2 separate regions of the Homo sapiens genome follow, and region 1 is linked to region 2. The links are chromatin loops, found by intact Hi-C in ENCODE. Cell type or tissue: mammary epithelial cell. All regions are shown on one strand. Links, peaks and the distances in the headings refer to the core of each region. The heading gives the core; the rest is flanking DNA.

What was found. A loop is a pair of places that touch in the nucleus more often than their neighbours do. Peaks named below come from ENCODE experiments on the same cell type or tissue, not always from the same donor. Only the 100,000 strongest peaks of a DNase experiment are listed, where the experiment ranks them.
Region 1: it touches region 2 in a loop (6-fold over the local background); 7 of 110 quality-filtered maps call a loop at or near these places.

Annotation. Positions count from the first base shown.
Region 1 is chr3:128,001,935-128,018,708 of GRCh38, reverse strand. No RefSeq gene overlaps it. Among named protein-coding and RNA genes, the nearest start is that of SEC61A1, 42 kb to the left of the region's middle. RefSeq lists an enhancer at 6,664-7,164. In mammary epithelial cell, for the core only: a CTCF peak has its summit at 7,313 (motif pointing left); no DNase peak of the experiment used is centred there.
Region 2 is chr3:128,060,047-128,062,546 of GRCh38, reverse strand. SEC61A1 (SEC61 translocon subunit alpha 1) reads right to left here. Exons shown (of 12, transcript NM_013336.4): 6 at 2,336-2,445; 7 at 1,886-2,039. Among named protein-coding and RNA genes, the nearest start is that of SEC61A1, 8.9 kb to the right of the region's middle. In mammary epithelial cell, for the core only: no CTCF peak of the experiment used is centred there; a DNase peak (open chromatin) is centred at 1,326; H3K27ac peaks cover 2,042 bases.

The sequences.
Region 1 (16,774 bases), core at 5,836-8,335, 50 kb after region 2:
TAGCAGTTTTGTAACTCAGTCAGTCTTCTCATTAAAGTTCCAGGAATTCTTACCCAGTTAAAATGATATGATTCTAAATTTATTAGAAATCTGTATTCCAGAGTGTTTTTTAGGGTCCTTTTTATCCTTTCATGGATCTCCTAAAAGACACCATATTCCAGGATTTTGTAGGCTTGTGAAGTTTTCAGAAACTGCATCAGCATTAACATTTAGTAATTAACTGCGGAAATGAATTTAAATAGTAATAGTTTTTTTTTTTTTTTTTTTTTTTGAGACAGAGTCTCACTCTGTTGCCTAGGCTGGAGTACAGTGGCGTAATCTGGGCTCACTGCAACCTCTGCCGCCCAGGTTCAAGCGATTCTCCTGGCTCAGCCTCCTGAGTAGCTGAGATTACAGGTGCGTGACACCACCATCAGCTAATTTTTGTATTTTTAGTAGAGACAGAGTTTCACCATGTTGGCCAGGCTGGTCTTGAACTCCTGACTTTAGGTGATCTGCCTGCCTTGGTCTCCCAAAATGCTGGGATTACAGGCATGAGCCACCCTGCCCGGCCAAATTGTTATAGTCAAAAACACAATTGACAAGGAAATTTGGATATTTCTGTGGTTTATAATAACATAACCATAATTATTATTGATAACATATACTCAAACATATTAGAATTTTAGAAATCCCATATAATTTTGGAACATATATTAATATTCACTAAAATATAAACTGAAGTAGATTAAATTTTTTTTAAAATTTTTGACAATGTTTCCCATGTAATGAAACATGTCAGATAATCTTGTTTACCTCTCTTTTGGATTCTTCAGGGGTCCTCTGTAGCATCTTAAAGCTAGAGGTCAGAAAAGACCATTTTGAAGCTGAAATTTGATTTCGGGAAGGCTATCAAATATGTTAAAGGTTTAAAACACTTGATATTATGAAATAGAATTCCAGGTTTCCATAAGTCATTCATTTAGCCACAATGATGACTCGAATATTTTTTTAAAGGCAAAACCTTTACTCATTGATAGAGGGAAGACTTAGCTTTCCAAACAATCTGTCTCTTTTCTTTCCCTTCTTTTGTTCAGTAGTTTATTCAAAAGGCAAATGAAAAGCTTCATTATCTGTTAATATGCATGAAAATCTTGTTCAAGAGAGAAAGCTAAACTTCACTCTTGCATTAGTTTACTATTAATGTTAACCCCAATTTTTAATAAAACCTTACAGACAAATCTTTCCAATCTTAATCAGTTTGACCATAAGATGAGATTATCATAAACCTTTTGTAACCCTTTACAAAGTTTTGTTAAAGAGCAGATCAGGCAGGGCACTGTGGCTCATGCCTATAATCCCAGCACTTTGGGAGGCCAAGGCGGGCAAATCACCTGAAGTTGGGAGTTTGAGACCAGCCTGACCAACATGGAGAAACCCCATCTCTACTAAAAATAAAAAATTAGCCAGGTGTGGTGGCACATGCCTATAATCCCAGCTACTTGGGAGGCTAAGGCAGGAGAATTGCTTGAACCCAGGAGGCAGAGGTTACGGTGAGCCCAGATCTCAGCATTGCACTCCAGCCTGGGCAACAAGAGTAAAACTCTGTCTCAAAAAAAAAAAAAAAAAAAAAAAAAAAAAAGAACAGATCAGTGATTTAAGGAAACCCTGTTTGTGCCTTTATTTTGATGTTCAATTTATGGAAAAATTGGAAAATACTCCTTTAAATTTAGTCAATATGTTCACATACAGAATTTTTTTTAACAACATTAATTTTTACAAAACTTCCACAACTTGTTCAAACCTTTAGCTTATTCTTATCTAAAACAATCCTTTAGCTCTCTAAACTATGCAAAAATTTACATTCCCATGCTTTCTTAGAATCTTTTACCAAAAACACATTTCATTCTCCTCACACACCTTGCATGTAAAACTATTTCTTCAGTAGTCTCAATCACGTGTTACAATGGTAACTCTTAGCAACTTTTACTTTTGGTGCATAAATTTTCTTTCACAAATCCTTTCACAATGTACACAAGCCATCTACAACATGCATGGACTTTCTGACTTGTCCTAAACATCCCTCTTTTTAAACAACAAGTTATTTTACTGGTTGTCCCCAGGCCTTATTTGGATTTTTTTTTTTTTTTTTTTTTTTGGAGACAAAGTCTCACTCACTCTGTCACCCAGGCTAGAGTGCAGTGGTCTGATCTTGGCTCACTGCAACTTCTGCCTCCCAGGTTCAAGTGATTTTTCTGCTTCAGCCCCCTGAGTAGCTGGAATTACAGATACATGCCACCACACCCAGCTAATTTTTGTATTTTTCATAGAGACATGGTTTCTCCATGTTGGCCAGGCTGCTTTCGAACTCCTGGCCTCAAGTGATCCACCTGCTTTGGCTTCCCAAAGTGCTGGGATTACAGGTATGAGCCATGTGCCTGGCCCTTATTTAGAATCTAATGCTCCAAAGTAGGTAAATTGAATAATTTTCAAAAGCCTAAGAAGCAGTTTATGACCTTAAAGCATTTAGCAAATCAAATATCTAACCTGCCTAATTTAGACCAAATGTCTTTATTTTACCAATAGTCTTTAAAGCTGTTTTTATTTCCCCAAGATTACTAAAGTTATGTGAACTAAGACATTACAGTTTTTACTTTTCTGCCAAAATATTTGATTTAAGTGCTTAGTTTTCTTAAAGCCAATTAATTAGAGCTCTTTTATATAAACATCACACACACAACACATATATAACTGCACAGACAGACAGAAGTAGTTGTAAGATTTTTCATTTGCCAATTTTTAAGTTGTGTGTATGCGTGTGTGTGTTTTTTGTCTTGAGACAGAGTCTCACTCTGTCACCGAGGCTGGAGTGCAGTGGCGTGATCTTGGCTCACTGCAACCTCTGCCTCCTGGGTTCAAGCGATTCTCCTGCCTCAGCCTCCTAAGTAGCTGGGATTACAGGTGTGTACCACCACACCAGGCTAATTTTTTGGATTTTTAGTAGAGACGGGGTTCCACCATGTTAGCCAGGCTGGTGTCAAACTCCTGACCTCGTGATCCACCTGCCTCAGCCTCCCAAAGTGCTGGGTTTACAGGCATAACCCACTGTGCCCAGCCAAGTTTTAAGTTTTTTAAGTTGGATTACTGGCTTTAGAGTGGAGTCCTAGGGTGGAAGAACAGGGCCAGGAAAGCCTGCAATTTCTAGAGCCTAATAAGCAGGCACAGTTGGAAGGGAAAAACAGATCCCATTTTTACACCAGATCCTGGATCCTAAAAAGAACAGAGCCTTAGATTTTGAGGAGGATCTATCCATTTCCAATTCCTGAGGTTCCATGAGGAAAAGGGATTTTTTTCCAAAACAGGTCTCTGGAGCCTCCTGTTTTTCCCAAGGAGTCCCAGGCTGTTAGAGCTTTAATATCCAGTTTTAATTAAGCTGACTTTTAACTATAGTGCTCTTTTTAAAATTCCTTTTAAATCTTTTATTATGCAGCCTTGCCTAGGCCAAATGCACAGTATTTCTGTGCTCAGAGAAAGGAAAATTTAAGATGGTTCATGGAGGGGAAGAGAATCAACAAATGGTAAGGATTACACAGATATCAAACCAGAAAGTACTCATTTCCTAAGGGAATTGAACCCTGAACCTGGGCCTCCATTATGAAAAGGGAAAGCATGGCCACATGGTTATAAGGTCAGGCTCCCAAGGACATGACTGACCAGTTTTCTGGGCCATCTTGAACAGTGGGTTTATGGTGTCCTAGACACATGCTTTATCCTAAGGTACTCCCTTTCACGACAGAACAATACAGAAAGACACATAAAGCACACCAGGTTCACTACAGCTTAAGACCAGCCTCAGAATTCTTTTTTGTGTTAATCAAAACTTTAGAGAGGAGATAAACAGTGATTTTTACCATTTATTTAACCAGTTTTCACAGAGAGAGAAAGGTCAGAGTCCGACTGGTAATAAATTCTTACCCTTTTGCGGGCATGCCAGGCTCCTGGGTTCCCTTTCCCTGAGCAACCCTAGTGACCCTGCTTGCCACACTATAGCCCTGGGGGCCAAGCCACATCATAAAGGAAAATCATCTTTTTTTGTTTTATGGAATCAGGCAAAAGCCTCTCAGTTTTGCAAGTTGCTGCTCAAGGGGTTGCATGGGGTAACCCAATTAACATTTTTCATTCTGGCCAGAGGAAAATATGAGTGACAAAACATAGACATTGGCCACGCTGTTTAGCACCCAATATTGAACTGGCAAGGCTTGCCCTCAGTTGGACCCTGTCATCTTTAATCTATTTTTAACCAAGAGGGACTTTACTGAGGGGAGGCCCTCTAACTCAATCCCATCCTTTACTCAAGTAAAATGTACCCCATTACTTATCCAAAGTCAGCCAATTGGTGCTGCAGTGTATTTCCTTTGGATCAGGATTCCTGTGCCTAATATATAAACTGGAAGGAACTCAGTTTTTCAGAAATTAAGAATTCCGGCTGGGCATGGTGGCTCATGCCTGTAATCCCAGCACTTTGGGAGGCCAAGGCGGGTGGATCACCTAAGGTCAGGAGTTCAAGACCAGCCTGGCCAACATGGCAAAACCCCATCTCTACTAAAAATGCAAAAATTAGCCAGACATGTTGGTGAGTGCCTGTAATCCCAGCTATTCAGGAGGCTGAGGCAGGAGAATCACTTGAACCCAGGAGGTAGAGGTTTCAGTGAGCTGAGATGGTGCCATTGCACTCTAGCCTGGGCGACAGAGCGAGACTGTCTCAAAAAAAAAAAATTGTGAAAAGGTACCCCTGTATAGGGCACTCACCAGGGATGGAGCCTTGTGGGACTGGAAGTCGCCCTGGGTGAGTCAGTGAGTCGGTGAGTGAGTGGTAAGTGAACCTGAAGGCCTAGGGCAGTACTGTGCACTATAGCAGACTTTATAAATGTGTGTACTTAGGCTACACAAATTTATAAAATATATTTTATTTCTTCAATAACAAACTATGTTTAGCTTACTGTAACATTTTTACTTCAGAAACTTTTCAATTTTTTTAACTTTCAACTCTTTTTTTTTTTTTTTTTTTTTTTGAGACAGAGTCTCGCTCTGTCACCCAGGCTGGAGTACAGTGGCGCAATCTCAGCTCACTGCAACCTCCACCTCCAGGGTTCAAGCAATTCTCCTGCCTCAGCCTCCCGAGTAGCTGGGGTTACAGGTGTGCGCCACTATGCCCGGCTCATTTTTGTATTTTTAGTAGAGATGGGGTTTCACCATGTTGTCCAGGCTGGTCTTGAATTCCTGACCTTGTGATCTGCCCGCCTTGGTCTCCCAAAGTGTTGGGATGACAGGCGTGAGCCACCATGCCCAGCCACTTTCAACTCTTTTGTAATAACACTTAACTTAAAACACAAACACATTGTACAATCATACACAAATATTTTCTTTCTTTATATTCTTATTGTATAAACCTTTTTCTATTAATTTTTTTTTTTTTTTTTACTTCTTAAACATTTTTTTCAGAAACTAAGACACAAACACACACATTAGCTGAGACCTGCTACACAGGGTCCCGATCAGTGATATCATTACCTTCCACCTCCAACTCCTGTCCCACTGGAAGGTCTTCAAGGACAGTAACACTAATGGAGCCGTCACCTCCTGTGATGACAATGCCTTCATCTGGAATCCCTTCTGAAGGACCTGCCTGAGGCTGTTTTATCACTAACTTTTTTTTTAATAAGTAGGAGTATGCTCTAAAATAATGATTAAAAAGTAAAATACAGTAAATACATAAACTGGTAATGTTACTGGAAAGGGGTCATGATCCAGATGCCAAGTGAGGATTCTTGGATCTCGGGCAAGAAAGAACTCGAGGCGAATCTGTAGAGTAAAGTGAAAGCAAGTTTATTGGAGAAGCGAAGAAACAAAAGAATGGCCACTCTGTAGGCAGAGTAGCCCTGAGGGCTGCTAGTTGCCAATTTTTATGGTTATTTCTTGATGATATGGTAAATAAGGGATGGATTATTCTTGTCTCCCCTTTTCGACCATGTAGGATAACTTCCTGATGTTGCCATGGCATCTGTAAATTGTCATGGCGCTGGTGGGAGTGTAGCAGTGAGGACGAACAGAGGTCACTCTCATGGCCATCTTGGTTTTGGTGAGTTTTGGCCGACTTCTTTACTGCAACCAGTTTTATCAGCAAGGTTTTTATGACCTGTATCTTGTGCCGACCTCCTAATTTATCCTGTGACTTAGAATGCCTTAACTGTCTGGGAACGCAGCGCAGTAGGTCTCAGCCTTATTTTACCCAGTCCCTACTCAAGATGGATTTGCACTGGTTTCAATGCCTCTGACAGTAACACAGTCGTTTATTAATAGGATCAAGTATTATGTACTGTACATAATTGCATGTGCTGGGCTTTCATCCGACTGGCAGTGCAGTGGGTTTGTGTACACCAGCATCACCACACACAGAGAGGAATGTGTGCGATGACGTCATAGCTGATGTGACGTCACTAGGCGAGGGGGATTTTTAGGTCCTTTTTTTTTTTTGAGACGGAGGCTTACTCTGTTGCCCAGGCTGGAGTGCAGTAGCACGATCTCGATTCACTGTAACCTCCGTTTCCCGGGTTCAAGCGATTCTCCAGCCTCAGTCTCCCGAGTAGCTGGGATTACAGTCTCACGCCACCACACCCAGCTAATTTTTGTATTTTTAGTAGAGACGGGGTTTTGCCATGTTGGCCAGGCTGGTCTTGAACTCCTGACCTCAGGTGATCCACCCGCCTCGGCCTCCCAAAGTGCTGGGATTACAGGCGTGAGCCACCACGCCCGGTCCCATTATCATCTTATGGGACCACAGTCATAGATGCAGCTCGTTGCTAAGTGAACTGTGATGCAAGGCACATGCACGTGCTTAGTTCTGTTGCTACACAGAGTGTATAGGAAAAAACTGGTTTGTCCCTCCCATCCCCGATTCCAGCTTCAGTTCCACCAGTCCTAGAGGTGTGCACTGAACCGGCTTTTTAGGACACTCTCCCGCTCCCACCGCCGCCATAGACACATATCTTAAACACACACATGTCATTGGGAAAATGATTAAAAACAAAATCTGTCAACCCAGAAAACCTCTCCACAAAGGTAACAGGAAGTTAGTTTTGCTACAACTAGACAGCAGTGTGCATCACAGACAGTCGGCTAAAGAGATTGCAAAGAAAAAGAGCTTTCATAGCCTGGCAGACACCACCCACTCCATACGTGCTAATTTCCCAAATGCCTCCTGTCTTTTGACAAGAAGTTTACTTCCTGAAGCGAGCACCTGGGCCTCACACTCCTGAGGATGGGGGAGATCCGGCGCCACCTCCTGGCTGTTTCCAAGGCGGAGAGAAGGAGCCCGGGGCTGCAAAACCTGTCAGAGGATCCCAGACTGAGGCGGACTCAGGGAGGTTTCCCACGCCTAAGATTTCATCCCTAACCAATCAGCGATCACCACTCCAAAACCCTTGAAAGCCCCCCCCAACTCCTCAGCGAGATTGAGTGATAACTCAATCTCCAGGGTGGCCGGCCTCGGGTCATAAACTATTTCTTTACTGCAATAATAATGATACAATAAAATAAATTTACATACATCTCAAGGAGACAGAGGTAGCGTTTACAATTTCAGCTTTATTAAAGGAAGTAGGAAGTGGGAGGGGGTGCCTTATTCCCTTTCTTTGCACCGGAAAAAATACAATTTTTTTCTCTAGATTTGTGTTTACCAACAACACACACACATACTCATATACACACATATGTACATATACCCCATTCACACACAGATATACACAATATATGTACACTCATGAACACACACACACACACACGTATGCACACCAGTTTGGGCCATAGTACCAAAAGACAGTTCCAAATTCCATAATCCTGAAAGCTGAAATCCTGAAAGATCAAAATCCCTAGAGTATAGAATCTTGAAAATCAAAATTTCAAAAGATAAAAATCCCCGAAACGTAATTCTGGAAAAAATAATTTTAGAATTCTCTAAAAGACATTTATTAACATTTTTAAAAGGGGATTTATCTGCGCAATAAATAAATGTGCCTGTTTACACCGAGAACAGATCTTTCCCCTGATCCAGTCAGACTCACGCACTCGTCTCCCCTGGAAACGCGCTCACAGACACCCCCAAAATAATGCCTACCAGGTTTCTCAAGTCTACAGCAGAGCCAGGCTTGTCAACTTGGCACCCAAACACATCTCCTTAAACCACACTGAATTTCCAAACAAAGATAACAAAGCAATAGTTCCACCCAACATGCAACCAACATGATGCAATGATCCTGAAATGCACTAATCCTTTTCCTAGAATTTGACTTTGAGGATTTCAACATCTGGAGTTTTGATCTTTCAGGATTTCAACACTCGAGATCGTGGCATCCAGGATTGTGTCATGGGAGATTATGATTTTCACCAATACATACCCACAACTATACATACACACGTATACACACCTGCCACACACAATGTGCCCACACTCATCCATATAGCACCCCCTCATACATTCACACATGGATGTGTGTGTTCAGGGCCTTGTCCACACCCCACCAGCAGAGCCAGGGTGTGAGCTGAGTTCTTCACCTGCCTTTGGCACTGGGCATTGCACCATGGAGGCTGTCTCTCCTCAGTGGAGGGGAGGAGGATGGTAATGATGCGCTTTATCTATATTAATGCAGGGGACCCTTACATAGCCCACAAGCACTAGCACAGCCTCATTTTACAGATGGGGCAACAGGGCCCAAAGGAACTCAGCTAGCTTTGCTTTACTGTGTGTAGGCAGCCACGCATTCTGCTGTGTGTGTGCACCAGGGCATATTTCACCAGTCCCACTCTCTGCTGTGCAAGATTCCGGCACTTACATCTGTAATCCCAGCACTTTGGGAGGCTAAGGTGGACCGATCGCTTGAGGTCAGGAGTTTGAGACCAGCCTGGCCAACATGGTGATACCCTGTCTCTACTAAAAAATACAAAAAATTAGCCTGTGTGGTGGTACACACATCTGTAATCCCAGCTACTTAGGAGGCTGAAGCACAAGAACCACTTGAACCCAGGCGGCAGAGGCTGCAGTGAGCTGAGGTCATGCCACTGCACTCCAGCCTGGGTGAGGGTGACAGAGTGAGACCCTGTCTCAAAAAAAAAAAAAAAAAAAGATCCCGGCACAGAAGGGATATCCCGAGGTCCCAGCCTGCGCTCTCTGAGCAGGCCAGAGGAAAGAGCACCAGACCCAGAGGCAGGGTGGGTTTGCATCTGGTTCTGCTCTAGCTCCAGGTGTGGCCTTGCATAAGCCTTCTTTCTTGGGCCTATGGTATGTGAGGCTGGGCTCCAAGGGCTGCTGGCTCAGATGCCCCTGAAATGGACAGCCATCAGCACCCAAGCAGTGGGCCACCCAGCATTGCCCTCAGTGGCTCAGGAGGCCAAGGAACGTTCCTGTCGCAACTGAGGGAAGCCGCTGGCCTTAAGAGCATGGAGGGCCTCTGCTTCCTGAGGATACAGTTTGTCCTTGTCCCTCCCTTGTCCTGATCCCTCTCTCCTTTTAGTTATTAATTCTGGCTCAGAGTTTATATTATCATAAACCGGTGTAAACACAAGGCACAGCTGTGCCATATGGTAATCTATGGTTACCTTCCCTCTCCTATGTAGCATTTTATTTTCTCTAGGGTTAATAATCATATGATGATTATTATTTTTCCTTGCACTTCACCTCTGTGTTCCGAGAGACTCCGGAGCAGTGCCTGGAATTTGGTAGATGCGCAGCAAAGGTGTATGGCAAAGAGGAGCGAGTGCTGGCATCGGAGCCGAGCTGGGGCACGCAGGTGACTGGATGCTGCTCTCTGTGCATCTCCAAATGCCTCTTCTCCACAACAATCTGTGAGACTCTCCTCATCCCTTTTTTGTTTTGCAGAGGAGGAGACTGAGGCACAGGCAGAACCAAGGTCACACAGTGAGTGCCTGGCAGAGCAGGTGGTACTGGGTGTGGTCCTGCCTCAGCCTCCCAAGTAGCTGGAACTACAGGCATGTGCCACCGTACTGGGCTAATTTTTGTATTTTTTATAGAGATGAGGTTTCACCATATTGCCCAGGCTGGTCGTGAACACCTGGGCTCAAGTGATCTGCCCGTCTTGGCTTCCCAAAGCACTGCGATTACAGGCGTGAGCCACTTCACCCAGCCTTGTTCCATTCTTTTTAACAGGTCTACAATAGTCTGTGAATTAGGACAACGTGACTTATTTAGCTAATCTGTTATTGATGCTCATTTAGGCTGGACAAATTCTTTCAAAGGTAGCTCAGCCCAAACTCATTAGCAATTAGAGAAATGCAAATCAAAATAACAAGGAGGTGTCATTTTACAGCTATCCTATTGACTAACATTAGAAAGGTGGGTAATGGCCGGCGCGGTGGCTCATGCCTGTAATCCCAGCACTTTGGGAGGCTGAGGCGGGCAGATCACGAGGTCCGAAGATCGAGACCATCCTGGCTAACACAGTGAAACCCTGTCTCTACTAAAAATACAAAAAAAAAAAAAAAAAAAAAAAAAAAGCTGGGCGCGTTGGCGGGCACCTGTAGTCCCAGCTACTCGGGAGGCTGGGGCAGGAGAATGGCGTGAACCCGGGAGGCGGAGCTTGCGGTGAGCCGAGATGGTGCCGCTGCACTCCAGCCTGGGCGACAGAGTGAGACTCTGTCTCAAAAAAAAAAAAAAAAAAAGGTGGGTAATGCAGAAAGTGGAAAGGTGTGGAGCCAGTGGACCCTTGTGTCTTGAGGGCAAGTGTGGCCAGCGCAGCCATCCTACAGAGGGAGCTGGCAAACCATGGCCAATTAAGTCTGAGCCAGCCACCACTGCCCTGGGGACGTACCCAGGAGAGAAACGAATTCACACCCTAGCCTTCCAGGAGGCATGTGTGAGCATGTTATTGCTGCATTGTTTAGAGGGGAACTGGGGACAATGTGAGTGTTGGTCCATAGGGGACTGAGCTCTTGAGATGTGGTTCATCTGAAGTGAGACGTGCTGTGAGTGTAAAATACACACTGGATTTCGGGGACCTAGTATGAAAAAAAGAATGCACGATATCCCATCATATTTGTATATTTTATATAGTTATTATATGCTTATATATTTATATTGGTTATGGGTTCAAATGACAATATTTTGGTTATATTGAGTCAGATAAAGTATATTATTTATAAAAGTATGTAAATTAACTATAATTAATATAAATTAATTGCACTCATTTCCTTTTACTTTTTAAAATGTGGCTACTGCATACTTTAAAGTCGCAGACGTGGCTGGGATTCTGCTTTCCTGGACAGCACTGGGTGAGAATTCTGCTCCATGAGGAGCCCGGAGAGACTGATCACAGGATCCGTGGGTGGAGTTTCGACAGGCAGGGAGCAGGGACCCAGCCAGAGGCTGGGCAGGTCTGGGCCCTCCTTCCCCACGGAAACCGCTAGGAACAGCCTGAAATAGCTACCGGGCACTCTGGAAGGCAGTCACTGTGTGGGCAGGGGGTGGACCCTGCTACGGAGAAGAATACACTAGGGGGAGGGAGAGGACCTGCAGCGTTGAATCCTGAGCGCATGGGTGGGGAAGGGCCCCGAGAAGGGGGAAAGACTTGGGAGAGGTGCAGGAACTGGTATTGGGATGTCTGGGGGAAGAAGGTTCTAGAGGAAGAACAGCTAAGCCGCACATGGCGGCGGAGGACCAACCAGAGGAATCCGGAGAGTGGGGTGAGGTGGGGCCAGAGTGCTGACGGCCTTACACACCTCCCTAGGGACCTCGGCCTCTGGGAGCCGGAGCCCTGGGACCTGCTGCACCGTCCAAGATTCCCTCTGGCTGCAGTGCGGGAAACCAGGGAAGGTGGGAGGCCTCTGCCATGGTCCAGGCAACAAACAAAGGTGGCCGGGGCCTGGCTCTGAACGGGCTTTGCGGATGCTCCACCTGGCGTCCTCTTCAAGGAAGGTTTGTTGCCCGGCTGTTGGCAGGCTTCGCCCAGAGGTCAGGGCTGGTCCTGGCTCAGGACCCATCCGGAGCTCCCTGAGGGGCCGCAGCCCTGTTCATTCCTCCCTCAGCCCATCCCACCTCCTCCTCAGCCCTTCTGCAAGCTCCCTGCCCACCCAGCTCCATCCCAAAGACGGCTTCCCACCCCCCTCTTCCAAGTGCCCAGGGGGCGGGGGGAAGGGGGTGGTGGCGGGGAAAAAAAGGGGGAGTGCCTGGGAAGGAGGGTCAGGATGACGCTGAGACTTTGTCCTGAGCTGCCATCAGCTGAGCTGCCTGGGGGCCTCTCCTCCCGCCTGCCTCCCAGCTGGGGATGAGGTGGCCTCAGCTCCTTTCTTCTACTTTTATTGATCACAGAGGCACGATGGCCCCAAGGCTGGCATCGTGTGTACAACAAGGGCTGGGAAATGTGTCTGCCTGAGAGGAGGGCCAGGCATAGCTGGGTTTCTCAGCAGGTGTGTAACACTCCTTAGCAGGCTGGGCTCTGTTTTGTTGTGTTAAAGGGTAAAGCCCGGTGCAAAAGGCCCCGGTCGCCGGTCCCTCTGGTCCCAGCATTTGGCCCTTGCAGCAGGCAGCAATTTGGGTGGGCTGCTTCTTGGAGGGTCGCCAGGGGGTGCCCCTCCCCTCAGTGCGCCTGGGAATCACAGTGACAGCGTTGGTCCTCTGCCTCTCAACCCCATCCCTACTGCCAGAGGGCAGAAAGCCCAGGTTGTGCCTAGGTGTTTTTTTTTTCTTTTTTCTTTTTTCCGGCATTTGTGATCCCTGCTTCCTGACCCAGCAACAGGGGATGGCCCATTCCTTTGTAGGTTTGCTTACTGTATGGAAACGCAAACAAATGGGGCTGCTTGCCCCTTTTTCTGTGTCCCCACTCCCTGGGAAGGAGCCTGCACTACCTTCCTCTCCCTCGCTTCATCCTTCCCAGGGCTGCAAACTGATACCCCGTAGGCCAAATGTGGCAAGAGGGCTGTGTAGTATTAAATTTGTAAGAATTCATTGTCAACACTTAAAAATTGGAATGTTTGGCCAGGCGGGGTGACTCATACCTGTAATCCCAGCACTTTGGGAGGCTGAGGCAGGGTGATCACTTGAGATCAGGAGTTCGAGATCAGCCTAGCCAACATGGTGAAACTCCATCTCTTCTAAAAATACAAAAATTAGCCGGGCATAGTGGCAGGCACCTGTGATCCCAGCTACTTGGGAGGCTGAGGCAGGAGAATTGCTTGAACCCGGGAGGCGGAGGTTGCAATGAGTGAAGATCGCACCACTGCACTCCAGCCTGGGGACAGAGCGAAACTCTGTCTAAAATAATAATAATAATAATAATAATAATAATAATAATAATAATAATATTGGAATGTTTGCCTTGGGCAATGCCATCTTGGGGTCAGAAACCTCGAAATGGGATCTCTTGGGACAGACCCAGGCATGGCTTCCAATGAACATATGGGCGTGGCATAGTGTGGTGGGTCAGGACTCCGATCCCAGAGTTTGAATCCCGGCTCCAGCAGTGACTAGCTGTGCATCTTGGGCAAGGGACGTGATCTCTCTGTGCCTCTGTCTCCTCACTTGTGACTTGGAATTATTGTTAGAACTGCCTCTTAGAGTTCTGAAGATCAATTGAAACAATGCCTGCCCCAGGTGTAGCGCAATCGCTGCTGCATGAAACTCAGTCATAGGTGTGCCACAGCTGCTCTGAGCATGCAGCACTGCCTTCTCCACCTGGTCCCTGTGGCACCTGCGTCTCTGATCCCAGGCCTAAATGTCTCCTAGGCCTATCTCTGTCCATCCATCGCCACTGCCTGGTTTTGAGGCGGCGCTGACCCCAGGACGGGGCTGGGTAGAGGCAGGCTGGCCCTCCGGCAGCAGCTGTGTGTATTCAGTCCTGGCAGTTGGGCTCTGGTCCAGCCCCTGTTCTTGCCTGCTGTGGGTGCCTGACTGCCCTTTGCTTGAGAAATCCAGTATTTTAGGATTTAGGCTAAGAAAAGCATCAGAGTTGGAGGCAAAGCTTTATACGTAAAGAAGTTTGCTGTGGTGTTACTTGCAAGTGCAGGAAATCAGAAACCAGCGGAACAACAAGCATGAAGATGACCATGATGAGGATGACGGTGGTGACGATGGTAGCATGTCAGCATGCACCGTCAGCTCCCCTCTCCAGGAGCCAGCCCATGTGCTCTGGTGTAGGACCCTTTGAGTCCTCACAACAACACTAGAAGGCAGCTCTATGTCACAGATGAGGAAGTTGAGGCACAGAGAGGGTGAGTTGCCTGACTGAGAACCTCAATCCCCAACCACCCTGCCTCACACGTCTCTGAATGTGGCCGGATTCCAAGAACCCACATGAATCCACGAGGCAGTCTACGCAGCTGCAGAGAGTGCTTATGAGGAGGAGAAGGTGCCCAATGTGATGTGGAGGTTATATTTTATGCTCCTTTTATTCTACTGAAAATTTCAAATGTACATAGAAGTAGAGGGACTGTATAATGCGTGTACCCAGCATCTGGCCCCTAAAGTCATCATCCTTGGCCAGTCCTGTTTCACCTGCACCCACCCATGTTCAAGTCTTCCAGTCCATGAACATGGCGTGTCTCTCTATTTGGGCCCTTAGAAATCACTGTCAGTAATACCTTGCAGTTTTCAGTGAATAGTTCTTGCTCATATGTTGTTAAATGTATCCCTTATTATTTTTTGTGTTTTTGATTCCATCTAAGGGCTAAAAGTTTTAAATTTCATTTACTAGTGGGTCATTTCCAGTTTATAAAAATACATTTCTTTGTAGATAGACCTTGTATTTTATGATCTTTCTAAATTTATTAACTGGTTTCACTAATTTCTGACCCTTTTCTAATATAAGCATTTATTTATTTATTTTGAGACGGAATCTCGCTCTGTTGCCCAGGCTGGAGTTCAGTGTCATGATCTCAGTTCACTGCAGCCTCTGCCTCCCGGTTTCAAGTGATTCTCCTGCCTCAGCCTCCCGAGTAGCTGGGATTGCAGGCGTGTGCTACCCTGCCCGGCTAATTTTTGTATTTTTAGTGGAGAAGGGGTTTCACCATGTTGGCCAGGCTGGTCTCGAACTCCTGGACTCAAGTGATCCAACCACCTCGATCTCTCAAAGTGCTGGGATTACAGGTGTGAGCCACCGCACCCTGCCATGATGTAAGCATTTAAAGTTGTAAAGTTCACTATAAAAACTGATTTAGCTGCTTCTCATAAATTTGATAGGCTACGTTTTTATTTTTACAGAGTTAAAAATATTTCTAATTTCTCTTATGATCTCTTCTTTGACCCATGGGTAATTAAAAGTGCTTTGTTCAATTTCCAATTGTGAGGGATTTAAATGATATCTAATTGTTACTGATTTCTTTTTAAACTATATTTTAGTTAGAGAACATACTCTGCCTGTTTTTAGCGTTTAACATTTATGAAACTTGTTTTGTGGTCCAGCATATGGTTTATTTCGATGATGGCTCTATGTGCGCTGAGAATGGACATTCTGCCATTGTTAAGCGTGAGATGGTTAAATTGGCTGACCGTGTTCGAGTCTTCTGTGTCCTTATTGGAAGAGGAGTGTGGGAATCATGCATGAGAATTGTGGATTTGTCTGTTTTTCCTTTCAATTCTGCGTGAGAATCACACATGAGAATTGTGGGTTTGTCAGTTTTTGTTTCATGCGTTTTGAAGCTTTGTGATTAGGCAGATGCACATTTAGGATTATGATGTCTTTGTGATAAATTCACACCTTTATCATTAAGAAACATCTCTATCCCTGGTAATGTTTGCCCTGAAGTCTACTTTGTCCGACAAGAATATAGGCACTCCGGCTTTTGAAAAAATGACTAGTGCTTGCATGATATATCTTTTCTATCTTTTTATAGTTTATTTGTGTCTTTATATTTAAAGTAAGTTTCTGGTAGAGAGCATACAGGTAAGTCTCACTTTTTTTGTCCAGTCTGATATCTGATTTTCCAAGTCCCTCGATTATTTATACTGAATGCAGGTATCCTTATGTCTGTATTTATACCTGCCATCCTGCTCTTTTTTGAGACGGAGTCTCACTCTGTCGCCCAGGCTGGAGTGCAGTGGCGCGATCTTGGTTCACTGCAACCTCTGCCTCCCGCGTTGAAGTGATTCTCCTGCCTCAGCCTCCCGAGTAGCTGGGATTACAAGCACGTGCCACCACGCCCGGCTAATTTTTGTATTTTTAGTAGAGATGGGGTTTTATTATGTTGGTCAGGCTGGTCTCGAACTCCTGACCTTGTGATCTGCCCGCCTCAGCCTCCCAAAGTGTTGGGATTACAGGCGTGAGCCACCGCACCTGGCCTTCAACAACAAATTGTTAACAGTTTTACCTTCCAGAGCCAATTATGTTCCAAAGAGATTCAAAATGAGAAAAGGGTTTTCATATGAGTGATGCATTTTCCATTTCCCAAACTCTTCATTCTCTCCTGTAGTTCCAGGCTTTTCATCCGATATCATTCGCCTTTGGTGTGAAGAACTCCTGTCAACATTTCCCGTATTGCAGGTCTGCCGCTGGCAAAATCTCTAGCTTTGGTTTGTTTGGAAAAGTCTCTATTTTGTCTTCTTTGGTTGCAGGATATAGATTTGTAGATCCCCGGCTTTTTCTTGCAGATGCTGTTTCATTGTCTCCTTGTCTGCAGAGTTTTTGAGGACGTGGCCATTCTTGCTTCTGTTTCCCTTTACCTCGCATTCTCAGCCATTTCATTAGGATGTGCCTTTGCTAGTTGTCTCAGGCTGGCTTCCCTGGAAGCAGATGAA
Region 2 (2,500 bases), core at 1-2,500:
TGTGGCGGTCTTTCGTCAATTCCCATCCTTTCCACCTTTTGGTCCTGTGTGACAAGGCTGGCCTGTTTCCCCACGGTTTCAAATTTGGGACTAATTCCCAGTTCTGCATTGTTCCTGCTGCCCAGGGAAGCAGCAGTGATTACTGTCTCTGCCTGTAGAATCTCATTCAACAGCCTCCCCTGTCCCAAGCCAAGCTGCAACATCTCCAGGCACAGCTGCAAAGCTGCCGTCCCAGCTGTGCCCTCTGTGTGGCTCTCCCTGCCCCTCCCTAGGCTCTCCCTCTAGCACCACTCACTGCCCACATGCAGGCCATGGGGCACAGCCCTTCCTGAATGCATCTCGTGTCAGCCAGGTCCCAAACACGAGCAACTGACATGTAGACACACTGACTTCAAGGCCAGACAAATCCACCTTTGCTTCTTAGTTTTCCCCCACCTTGAAAGTGCCTCTCTGGTCCCCTCTCTCAACTTGCTTCCTCCAAATGCCCTCACACAGTGCTCTCCTGTAGGATGGCTTAATTGGGGCTGGATTACTGCTGCACGCACCTAGCTGCTCTCTCTGCCTTTCAGTGCAGAGCAAATCACTTCTTCCAAACTCTGGCTCCCATTACTCAATGCCCTGCTGCAGAATGGAACATGAGCCTCTGGCGGCTACTACTGGGCTGCTAAGCCACCAGGGGCTCCCCTCTGACTTTACTTCCTTCCCACTCAGGCACTCCCCAAAAGCCAGTCACCATGATGGTCTTGACAAATACCTGAACTCCTACAATGCCATCCCCCTCTTGCCTTTTCACATCCTGTCAAACTTTGCCTTCTGGACCTGCTTCTCCCAATTTACCTTGGATTTCCTAAATTTATACAAAGTACTCAAGGAAGCATCAAATGTGATCTTGCCCACTCTTCTCTATGGCTCCCTATCTCAAGCTCCACTCTCCTTTGTAACCTGTTAGGCACATGCAGCCTTCACTTGTTTGGGGACCAGTTTTCCATCTCATTAATGAGATAATATGGTCTCTGGAGGCCAAGGACTCTGTTTCCAACATTCAATTAAAAGAAAACTCTCAAATATGCATGATTATTTCTCCTGGAATGCTCCTCAGTGAAGAAGATATTTAGTGCCAAAAAATGTTTATTTCCTTTCCCTAATAAGTCACACTCTCTAAGGCTTCCCTTGTATGTTTTGAACTTTTTATTAAAAACATGCTGTTACAAGATTTCCACGGCACTTGGTGGATGTAGCACAGCATGCCAATGTTTGATACACATCTACCAGGAGCCAGGCATCATGTAATTTCATGTTGCTTCTCACTGCATCCTGGTAACCAAGATTCAGTGGTGCAGGAATCTGCCCAAAGCCACGTATGTATGACTAACAGGAACAGCCAGGATTTGAACGCAGGTGCTAAGCTCCAAGTTCAGGCCTTTTTCAGAAAGCTGCCCCTTGCATGACCAAGTGCTTTGGTTTAGGAATTTCATTTTTAGAAACTTATTCACTGAGAGCAGCTGCCAAAATATACAAAGATGAACATATGAGGACAGTCATGGTTTCAATGTTAACGATAAAAAAACCTGGAAATGACTTAACGTTGCTTTATCGTTGCAATATAAGCTTATACTGTGCTAAGAAAAGTGAGGCAGGATTGTGTATTCTGACGTGCCAAACGTCCAGGAGATATTTTTATATGAAAAGTGCAAGTTAGGTATCATCATAATTACAAGCCTATTTGTGTTTTTAAAACTTTGCAGATGGACCCAAACACCAGAAGAGATAAACCTAAAACTGACATTATTTTTCTGTGGAATGGGGGGATTTTTGTCTTCTGCTTTGCATTGCTCAATTGTTTTTGCTGAAAGCTGTCGCCACCAGGGGAGCACAGGGCCCTTACCTCGGCCAGTGTTGACAGTAGTGGGGCTGAATGCCTTCCATACGATGGTTTCACAGATGTTAGTTGCAATGAAGAGAGAAATACCAGAGCCAAGGCCATATCCTTTTTGCAGGAGTTCATCCAAAAGTAGGACAATTAAGCCAGCAACAAAGAGCTGTAAAAATTCAAAAATACAAGACTATGTGTTACTGCTCCCCACGGACATGGTTCCGTCCTTCAGTAATTGGGTTCTCTGATATAAACGCTGAAGACGGAATGAGATCACATCCTCAGCCCCAGAGAGCGGTCAGTAAAGCCTTTCTCTGCTGAATTCAGAGGGCTAACCCAGAGTCTTAGGCTTCTGCTTCCTTTCAGTAGGAGTTCCTTTTAGGTGTGCTTGAGATTCGTTATGTGAGAATTGTAGGTAAGTGTGAGGGGCTACTCAAAGGGAGATGTTAGCATAATAATTACCTGAATGGTGATTAGCAGGCAAATTCCAGCACCCATTTCAGAAGGGTCCCCATACATCCCGGTCATCACATACACGATAGACTGGCCGATAGTAATGATCATGCCAAATACTAGAATTGAAAGAAAGAAGTGTTTTCCAAGTGGGTCACTACACAGAACAAAAGA